2 separate regions of the Mus musculus genome follow, and region 2 is linked to region 1. Evidence: chromatin loops called from intact Hi-C (ENCODE). Cell type or tissue: gastrocnemius. All regions are shown on one strand. Each heading gives the region's core, and the rest is flanking DNA. Links, peaks and the distances in the headings are about the cores only. Region 1 has its middle 44 kb from the start of Ttc34. Region 2 overlaps Prdm16 (PR domain containing 16).

Evidence for each region. A loop is a pair of places that touch in the nucleus more often than their neighbours do. Peaks named below come from ENCODE experiments on the same cell type or tissue, not always from the same donor. Only the 100,000 strongest peaks of a DNase experiment are listed, where the experiment ranks them.
Region 2: a loop joins it to region 1, with 4 times the contacts of the local background. A loop is called at or near these places in 3 of 42 quality-filtered maps.

The regions. Positions count from the first base shown.
Region 1 is chr4:154,790,324-154,795,692 of GRCm38, forward strand. No RefSeq gene overlaps it. Among named protein-coding and RNA genes, the nearest start is that of Ttc34, 44 kb to the right of the region's middle. In gastrocnemius, for the core only: no CTCF peak of the experiment used is centred there; no DNase peak of the experiment used is centred there.
Region 2 is chr4:154,447,264-154,452,589 of GRCm38, forward strand. The region is part of intron 3 of Prdm16 (PR domain containing 16); the gene reads right to left. Among named protein-coding and RNA genes, the nearest start is that of Gm52688, 57 kb to the right of the region's middle. In gastrocnemius, for the core only: a CTCF peak has its summit at 2,164 (motif pointing right); DNase peaks (open chromatin) are centred at 2,188 and 3,335.

The sequences.
Region 1 (5,369 bases), core at 65-5,064:
CAAGCCCAATGAGCACTTAGAATGTTCTAGCAGCCCTTTGTGCCTCAGAATGTTCAACAGGTAGAAAGTAGTTCCAGAAGGAAACACAGACCAAGAAAGATGTAATGGAGGAGCAATGTTCCAAAGAGGCTTCAGAGCTGGGCTTTCCCCCGGGCAGGTGGGACACAGCCTTGAGTCACTAGGCTGCATCTAAAGCCATCCATGGCAGAAAGGCTGGACCAGGGCTCAGCCAGCGGACACCATCAGAATGTTCTCTAAACTCGTAGTCTTGAGTTTATCTCTCCAGCCCAAGGAGGGGAAGCCAGACCAGGGTTAGGCACATGCATTTGAACTCAGCCCTGACAGTGCCAGCAGGGTGGCCCTGACCTAAGCATTGGTTTTCTTATACAACATCAATTCCGTAGATGTCATTTGTACCCGGGGCCCCCAAGGGCAGGTGCTAGGCTCTATTTTGTCTGGCTTCATGGGCTTTCCTGCAGGCAGCAGTGAAACCGTTGACCTTCTGAAGTTCTGCTACCTACGCTGGTCTGGGACAGGGTCTAAGGTGTGCTAGAAGGACATCTGCCCGCTACCGAGAAAAGAGGTTTTTGGTTACCAGGTCAAATGACAGGTCCCTCCTTAGCCCAACTGAACAGTAGAAAGAGGTACCATAGGTACCCCAGGAACACAGGACCCCTGCACACTGTCACCCCATCTCCCAGGAGTGTAGGTAGGTTTGGGGCCAGAGGAGGGAGCCAGGTTCCAGAACCCACATATACCTAGCCTTCCTTCCATCCTAGGTAGATGCTCAGTGTCAGCCTGACTCTGAATGCTGAGGCCAGTGTAAGCCAAGAGGAGCTTCATAGAGCAGAGTATCTGGTATAAGGAAGAGTCTGAGTACCTCCTCCAGACCCCGAATGCCGAAGCAAGGCTTCGCGTGGAACATTTGTAGCCCCCACCAGCTGTGCTACCTCTGCTCCTGGTGCCTTCTGGTCTGACTATGCTGTCACCTCCTCCACAGCCCTCAATGGTCCCTTTCAGCTCAGGGCAGGAAGCTAGCTTCTCTCCTGCATCCAGCTGCTCCCCAGAGTGTCCCCCGAGGCCCCTCTCCCAGTGCCTGGAGATACCGTGGCCTACAGATCAGGTCACAAGATGCCCTCAGCCCAGACTCACAGCATCCCTGTGGATGCTGAATTCCAGTTTCCCTCCTCTCAGCCCTTGTGAAGAAGATCCTGCCTGAGACACGGGCTTCTCTTTGCCTTCCAGAGAGAAGCCCACACCCTGAACCTGGAACTAGCCTGAGTTGTCTCCTGCAGCTGGCATGGGGTGAAGACCTGTGTTGCAAGCCGCACCTAACCCCGAGAGTCAAGGGCTTTATTAGCAAGGACTGCAGTGGCCTGGCTAAGGACATCCATATGGAGAAACAGAGCCACCATAGAGACCCCGCCATGGCCATGTCCTTGTTCCCTTCCGGGCTCCTACTCCACAGGGCAGACACCATTCCTCTCAAAGGGTTATGTCTCCATTCAGTGTCCAGGGATGGAGCTAACCTCTGTAAGTGGCAACCGCGCTCACAAGTGCAGCCAGTAGGCCACTGGCCCTTTAAGGGACACTGGGCCCTGCCTTTGTTGATGAGCCAGCCTGCAAACTCTGTGAGCTCTGTCAAAATATTTTTAGCATTTGTTCTGTTTAAAAACCCTGAGGTATTAGAGTGTGCTAATCTTTAGAAAGGTTAATTTATTCATAGGGGTTTTGACAGAGATGTATGGCACAGTACAGCGTGGCCCCTGCCCAGGGGAGCGCGCACGCGCATAGAAAAGCAAGTGCTACACAGAGAGGCAGGCCAGAGTCCATCGGGGGCCTAGCCCACCCCTCCCACTGCCCCTGGATCTGTCTTGCTCATCCTGGCCTAGACAAACCTGCTCTCTCTTCTCAATGACCCCGTTCCTGGGGGAGTCTGTCCTTCCTTCTACCAAAGGCAGAGCCTTGGTGAAGTCCCGCCTCCCCACGTACATAACCAATCGTTCCCTTCAGAGTTGCTCTGAAGGTAGGGCCATATAAAGCCACCAACCTACCATGGTTACAGAGGATCATGTCTGAAGCCCTTCTCCCAAATGTCCCCACCATCTCCTAGGACCTGTGAGCAGCCGCAAAGGAGCCACAGAGAGCTGGAGACAGCCTGAACCTGGCACTCCCTCAGCAAGAAGAGCTGTGGCAACAGAATGGCTACACTGGCTGAGGTTCCTGGTTTTGGCAGCAGAGTAAGAGAAAGCACCCCAAGAGTGCTTCAGACCCACTTGAGAGCTCTTTTTAAACCACCCACCATCTCACCTCCCAAGGACCATGGGCTTCTGGGCCTTTGTCCCGAGTCTGGATGGAGCATGCCCCAGAGATCCGGATCTGCCATATCTGTTGGCCTGACTTCTCTCTGCCTTCCTCCTCGCAATATACTCTGGCTGCTACAACTTCAAATCAAGGCCAGTCTACTTTAGATCCCTCTTCTGGGAACGCCTGCTAGTCCTAAACAGTTCTTGCTCGGTTTCAAATGTGACCTTCTCCATGAAGCTCTTCCTGATTGCCCGTGGGCCACTTCTGCCAGGGCCAGGGCCCACGCATACCACGTTTGCTATGACATCTTTCCCCTCAACTGCTCTCTAAAAGATGTCTGTCCATTCTGCTTTTGCTCTTGGTCACGGCCACTTCTCAGACAGAAGGTGAGCTCAAAGCTTGAGGGTTCTCGGCAGTTGCCTTTCAGGGTCCAGAGAACCTCGCATACGCAGCCCTCAGAGAGAGATGTAGAATTTTGATCTATAAACTGGTGTCTACACAGCCTATGTGGCCTATGATGGCCTTTTAATGGACAACTGGTACCCAAGCCATGACTGACCAAGGTCAGCAAACAATGTTCCTGACCTGGAAGTTGTTTCTTCTTTATTTTCTGTTGATAACAACCGCAAAAAACCCCTCAAGGAGGGGTCCTCACCTCTGTGGCTTTCTGATTCAGCTACCAGAACAGAGGCCTAGCCTCTGCTAGGCTCTGGGTCTCCCTCAGCTCAGCCCCCACGCCTGGGAACATCATTCTAGAGTGGCCTGGGCTGGACGAGTATCCAGCTCCATCCGATGCTGCTGTCAGCAGGTTGCTCTGAGTGGCCATTTCCTTCCTGTAGCATCAGAATGCCCAGTGACCAACAGCGTGGCCTTATGAAGCTCCAGCATCCCTTTGGGGCCTGCCTGTCCTTCCTCCCCATCCTCACCCAGGAGAGGCAAGGCCCTCTGTGCAAGTCACTGCCACCAGCTCTGCTCACCTTGAGACCATCCCAAGGCACAAGCCCCACACCTCCCGTGCGGAAGGCCACAGGCCCCTGTGCCAACACTAAAGGAGTTTGTGCAGTCCGACACCAGCTGGCCCCCACCCCCACCCCCACCCCATGTGCAAACTTCCCTGCCCTTGTCCTTGGAATGTGGGGCAGTGGGCTGCAAGGGATAGGAGACAGATGCATGGTCCTAAGCCGTGTAAACAAGGCGGGGGAGGGCAGGGTTAGGTTACACCGGTGGAGTATCCTAAAATAAATATAAGGACGGTTGGTATACTTCAGGTGAATTAGCCTGATTCAAGCTGTCAGCTTTAGGAAAAGTCTAAATAAACAGGGCTCCGGCTCTTCCCGGCATAGGAAGGGGTGAGGACACCATGGGGCGCCAGACTTCAGAGCTAATCCGTGGGCCTCCATGGTCCTGAGCATCAGCCTTGGATGACAGGGTATGCATGCTGCCCTGGAGGCCCCAAGGTCAGAGACCGGGCCCTAGGTGACTCTGGTAACCCCATGAACAGCATCAGACTTCTCTGCTGCAGGGCAGGGTTGACAGGGCCTCCTAAGCCCCTCACTGTGCCGAGTTACCGCGGTGGAACATGGTGAGAAAGCTCTCTGCCACGGTCCCACAGGTTCACTCGCTACTTGCATCCCGCTCCATCGCTGGGTGGAAGATGGGGCTGAGTCTCATCTTCCAGACCAGAGTGCCTGTGACAGAAGGCTCAAGTCCCTCCAAGCTCATACTTGTGAATGTCTGTGGCTGTCAGAGTCAGGACGGTCCTACATGGCACCAGGTAGCCTGTCTGTCACCAGGACCGGGGCGGGTGGGATGGCCAGACACCCTGGTTGATTGCCTATTTATGCCATTTTCAGCTCTCTGCGTTAGCTAACTTTCCTGGGATGCTTAACCCCAACAAGAACTGTGGGGAGAGCCCTGGGGAGGTGCCACTCTGGAGCAAGGCCTCAAGGCTGCTATCATCATCACCTCCACCTTCATCATCACCATCAGCATCCCCATCAGCAGCACCTCCACGTCTGTACTTATTTCTTCCTATCACTGTCCCCATCCATCCCTCCCTCATCCCACTCATCTTCAGATAGCAGCTGTACCTCCTTACCCATACTCTAAAGCCAGTCCAGGGTGGACATACCTGGGCTGAGGGCTAACTATCAAAGCCTTGGGGGAGGGAGGGGCTGTGGCTCCCTCTCTCACTACGCTGATCTGCAAGAAATCCCACTGGTACCTTCTACGAACTCAGCTACTTCCCAGGGCCCAGAGAGGAGCCCATGGTATCTGACCAATACTAGGAGCATTCCCAGATAGAAGCCACAGCACTCTGCTGGGCTGACAGTGTGGGTCCAGGGTGTGTTCAGAGCGTGAACGTCTAGTGAGTGGCTTTCTGCCTAGGCACAAGCACCTTCGAAGGTCTAACTCAAGAAAGGACAGGACCGCTGAGCAGTAGTGGCACATGCCTTTAATCCCAGCACTTGGGAGGCAAAGGCAGGCAGATTTCTGAGTTTGAGGCCAGCCTGGTCTACAGAGTGAGTTCCAGGACAGCCAGGACTACACAGAGAAACCCTGTCTTGAAAAACAAACAAAAAGAAAAGAAAAATGAAAGGACAGGACTGTGAAAGTGTGGGAGGCCATGGTGACCACATGCCTTCCCCATAGTTCAGCCCTTGGGAGCCCCTCCCATTGTGCCCAGGGGAGGTGCCAGGACTTTCTTCCTCTGCCTCCAGCAGTGCCCCTGACTGATGCTCAGGACAGTGGATGAGGGGAAAACACAGCCTCTCACTCTGGATCCCAGGGCGTTTGTGCATGGCCAGATGCCATCCCTTCCACACAGGTGGGAGACGACCCAGTCAATGTTATCAAAGACTCATGAGAGCCTTAATAAGACCTGTCAGTCTGAGGGCAGGAACAGAGGTGGTCCCACCAGAGAGGTCTATGAGAATTGAGAGTGCTAGCCTTCTCGTCTGTGATCTACTATAGAAGGTTTGCCTGGAGAGGCCCGAGGCTCTCGAGCTTCCTCCACTGTTCCCTGGAGAACCCCACTGACTCTGCCAGTGTTTGAAAGTTAA
Region 2 (5,326 bases), core at 1-5,000, 340 kb before region 1:
GCCCTCTGCCCTGGCCCTCAAAGCAGAGGGCTTAGAACTAAGGACCACCCACCTCACACCACTCCCAAAGCTCATCTCAAGCCAGGAGCACATCAGTTACTGCAAGGGAAGGGACCAGTGTGACACATGATACCCAGTACACTGAGCTGGAAGCTTCCCTCAGTTGCTGTAGATTAGACCCCACCCCACCCCATCCCATAGTCCCCTGTGTCTCCAGACCCCAGTCTGCCATCTTCCTCTGACTCTGGGCAGCAAACCCCTACATATTATGCTTTACACCCCCCTTTTGCTTTCTTGGGAGACCTATAAGAAAGTCTTCCTTTTAAGAGACCCAGCTACCAGTATTTATGGACCACTCCCTGGGCGAGGATAAGGTTGCCAATCCATCCACAGAGTACATCAAGCCTGCAGTTCTCTAGGGTTGGTCTCTCTGGAACCCCTCCATGGGAGAGCGAGGAACTTTCTCTGCGGTGCACATTCCCAAAGGACACAAGGGGCAGGGAAACACAGCTGGGACAATGCCCCAGGGCCATCACAGGTCCTCCACAAGCACTCTGGGAGGCTGGGTGAGGTGCCCCATAGGACCACAGTGGCTTCTGTCCTCAGGACTCATAAAATTGTATTTGGTGACATCATTCACACATTCCTCTGAAATGTTTCCAGGTCTGTCATAAACCCACAGTTTGGGGTGTGTGAAGTACTATTTTCTCAGCTTCTGGCCTCTACCTGATGTGCCAAGAGGTTTCAGGGAACCACACAATTTTAAAACGAGGTTCTGGACACCGAGACAGAACCACGAAGGCAGAACAGGTCTCCTACCTTTGGACCTTCTCAGAAACGGAAAGTGTCTCCTTCCCCCAACTGCCTTCCCGGAGTTTGGTCTGGGATCCCCACAGGTTTGTTGACATGGGTAGTGCCAGGGTAGTTCGCAGGCTCTGCACTTGCCCAGCCCCAGCCTGCCCCACCTGTCAGTCCCGTGAAGTCCAGCTGATGGAAGGCCTCCGAGAGGTTTCAGAACTCTTGCCTCTCAGGACCTTTGTGCTGCGAGAAGCCTTCCCAGGCCAGCCACACTTCCTACAGTGCCCTCAGGGCCCAGCACCAGTCGAGCATTTGTCTTCTGGGTGAGAAGTAAGTAGTAAGATAGTATAGGCACCTGCTTGCTGGGTCAGAAACTCCAGACTGGAGCCCCAGGGCATGGCTGTGCTGCAGTGAGTCAGGGATAAACTGCCGGGGGCTGGCATGCTCTCTCGCACTCTGTGTTTGTGTGTGTGTGTGTGTGTGTGTGTGTGTGTGTGTGTGTGTGTCCATGTTTGGTCCCAGGCAGGACACTGACATTTTAGGCTTTTAAAGATGTAAGTTAATATTAACCCTGGAGAGGAGCCATTTTCTGCTGCCCAAGCTCTGCTAGCACCCCCAACCTCTCTATCCTGGCCGGCTGTACTTCTGGGCTCTGACAATGAGACACCACGTGCCCACTGAGGCAGAGATGCCATCTTGGATACAAAGCACTCCCAGTGCACCCCAGCATCAGGTGTAAACCTTCTTTTAGGGGTGCTGAGCAGCTATTTGCAGGTCCCAAGTCTGGGGGTTCTGGCCTGCCCTCCCTCCCTCCCTCCAAGGGTCTAGTAACATGCTGTGGCTTTTGGGTGGGAGCACAGTGGAAACTGACCGGCACACGGCTGTTTGCTATATCTCTGAAGCCCCTGGTCCCCTTGGTGCTACACAGCTGTCCCCTTCCCTGTATGGCTACCCTTGGGTTCAGGGAAGGACCCTGCTGTTATATCCCAAAAGAGGAGCTTAGAGGAGTCCCCAGCCCCCCTGGAAGGTTTAAATAGCATTGCTAAGTAGAGGCCTCTAGAGCAGTTCAGCCTGGCCCTGTCTTTTCTAGCAGGTATCTAGCATGCTAGCCACGTTTTTCCCTGGTGAACATTGGCCTATCAGGTGAATACCAGGTTGTCTCCTTACCACACAGACACTCTGAAAGTGCTCATGTCTCCGTGACCACACAAGTGGCTTGCTTACACAAGGAGTCAGGGAGGAACTAAAACATTATCAGTCTTTATTTTAAAGGTTCCCAAAGGCAGATCACCTCTAGGAGAACTGTGGCATTTCATCTTGGTTTGAGAAGTTGTCCCAGCTTGGGCAATAGAGGGCGCCTGTACCCCAGCTTCAAAGCAAGGTGGGCCATAGGCCCTGGCCAGGAACAGGCCTAGTGAAGGAAACTGACTGGCTCCTTAGCCCTCTCCAGGTGCCACCAGACACTGGTGAATATTCCAGGCAGTAACCACTGGCCAGGTCCTAGGGACACCTGTCTCCCTTAGACTCAGCCCTCAATGCTATCGCCGAGTGTCTCTCTCCCCTCAGCAAATCTGAGTTGCTCCCTCCACTGTCAGGCCTTGCTGTGCCTGTGTGGAGGCCTCTGGAGGAGATGGTGAGAAAGGCAGGCAGGTTTACTCCTGCTTTCTCTCCTGTCTCAACCTTTACCACAGCCTGACTTTGGAGAAGACCTCCAATGGGCAGTGAGTTCTGAGAGGGAGGGACAGTGACTAGGACGAGGCCACCTGTGCAGAGAGGAACAGAACCTAACCCACCTGCTTATAAGCACGTGTTTCTCCTCTGCTGAGGCTGTCATAAGGGGACCTTCTAAAGCTCAGGCCATGGTCACTGAAGGATGGTGACTCGGGGACAAAGAGAGTGAGCAGAGAGGGACTTGACTGCAGTTCTCACCCGAGTCTTTAAGAAACCTGGATTCTTTTTCAGATGGACCCCAGGAGTGGGTCTCTCAGTGTAGCTGATCAACTACATGCTAGGTACTACCCAAGCCTGAGGCCTGCTCTTGAGATTCCGTGCCTCAGGTGATAAAACATGACTCTCTGAAAGGAGCAAGCAGTTCCAGGGTCACCAAGGGTCACAGAGCAGCCATGAAAATAATATTCAGCCCAGTGGCTGAGCGACTACTTGTCCTAGGATCTGGGCAATTAGCTCATGAAGCAAATGTTTTCAGGCCAAGATCTCAAGGGCCAGGGCTACAAGAGCCCTTCCCTGGTTTCCGGGAAGCTACCTTCCTGTTTGGTTGTACTGTGAGAAGTGAGTGTTCAACTCTGACATCTATGCCTTGAGCAGGGAGAGATCAGAAGATTGGACAGGCGAAAACACAGAGCTCTGGAGGTGCAGGTGGCACACAGGTATACAAGGCTAGGCAGTCAGCTATAGCGTGTCCTGGGTTGTAGTCAACGAACGTCTCTGAGCTGAGGACCTGGGGGTAGGCAGGGAGCCCCCTTCTCTGCCCTGCACGCTGATGGCCAGCGCTGCCCAGCTGGCAGAGTCGGCCTGCGTTTCCAGGGCGGGTGCCAGCCAGTGCCTGGCACTTTCTGGCCTCTCCATGGAAATGTCTGCATGCTAATGTTTGGCTACCCCAGCCCCAAGCACATTCCTCTTCTAGAACATTCTGAGAACTCATGGCTCAGCCTGTTTATAGGTAAGAGAATGGGGCCAACTTGGAAACCAGATGCTTTTAATTTGCAAATCTAAAGGGCTTCCTTGGAAGAGGCAAGGATGGCTCCCACTCCACGCACACAGGGGCTGGACAGGCTAAGCACACATGTGAACACTGCACATAGCCTTGTTACATAGGACACTGGTTGTATAAGCCCCATGCTGCCCCGTTCTACCTTCAGAGGAGTCCTTGGGACCCTCTGACAACTCTGTGCCCCAGGGTCACCTTTCTAGTGTACCCAGCCCCACCCGTTTCCTCAGCTCATGTACCCATTTGAAAAGCACAGACTGAGGATCTGGCATGGGTCACTGGATTGAGACTGAGACACTGGCCCTAAGACAGATATGTTACGATGGTCACAGATTATGTCAGGATACTTAGCGGGAGCTCAACTCGGATCACATGTTTAATCTGGTTGGCCTGGCAAGTCTGAAAGCTTCTGTCCCCGCAGTTACCACCACCACTCCTGCCCCCATCTCTGATTTCTATTTTCTAAAAGCATAGCTTATCAGCCCAATCATAGCTGTGTAACATTTTATTACAGCTCTTCTGCAGCCTTGAACAGAGCCCATCAAGCTGATATAACTCATCAATGACTGATTGTAGCTCATCAATGAAACTGTCAGTCATGATAATCATTGCTCATCAATGAAGCATGCTTCCTACTTAACCCAGGAGCCAGCCCCCTCAAGATTCTCTTTATTAAGTATCCTGTTTTTAAAATTAAACAGTTATTATCAGACCTTGGAGAAGGTTTTAGATGGCAACTATGGCTAAATCTTGAAGCTTCAACCATGGGTCTGAACTGGGATGAGAAGCCAGCTCCACTAGTCACTCAACAAACAGGAATGAGGGAAGTCCTAAGACCTGCAGTCTGAGCGTGGCTATTCTGGGATGGTGGGCTTCACTTAAACAGCCTCCTTGGCCTCTGGACCCTAAACCTGGATTCCCTGAAAGAGGTGTTCTCACTCACATAGGGCTGCATGCTCATAGTATGTTTGTGTGTGTGTGTGTGTGTGTGTGTGTGTGTGTGTGTGTGTCCCTCACTTTCCATGTGCAAAGCAAGAGGAAGCTGTCCCTTCCCAGAACCCCTTGTATCAGGTTATTCTGACAGAAACCCTCACACTTTCTGAGAGATACCCACAGCCCCTGCCATCTGCTACACACACATGCATCATGCATGATCAGGGCAGCTACGAGTCTGCTGATACCCATGGGCACGAGTATATACCTTGCAGAGTGCCATGTGTCTATCTTGAACTGCATCTTAGCTTTGAATGTCAATGAGGGAAAAAATGTATTTAAATGTTTCTGTTTGTTTCACAAAGGACAAAACCACAATTATGATTTGGGAGTAAATTGGTCTTTCTTTTATTGGACTCTCACTGTACTCCCAAACTGGAATGAGTTGTTCTGTAGGACACTAGCAGCTATTTCCACGCCTACTTTCTTTGCAAAAGTAATGCACAGGAAAGCTAGATCCAACCCAGCCCAGCCCCTAAGGAAGTAGGCTGATGGTGACAGACAGAAAACATGCTGTAAACTTGCCAGACACAGGTTGCTGGCTGAGTTCTTTTCCAACACTGACCAGCAGGAAATACCAGGCATGGAGATGCAGCGGGGAGAGGGGTCGACTTGCAGTGTGGAAAGGCAATGTCTGGATGTTCTATGTCTGGTAAGGGTTCCATTACCCAGTCTGATCTTTCCTACCATATCAGCAGAGATTTTTAGATGTCTTCCAGAGAAGTATCACCAGTGAACTTGTCGCCAAAACTGGGAGAGCGGACAGTTTTTAAGGGCCGCTGGTGATGTGGGTGGTGGTAAGCACGG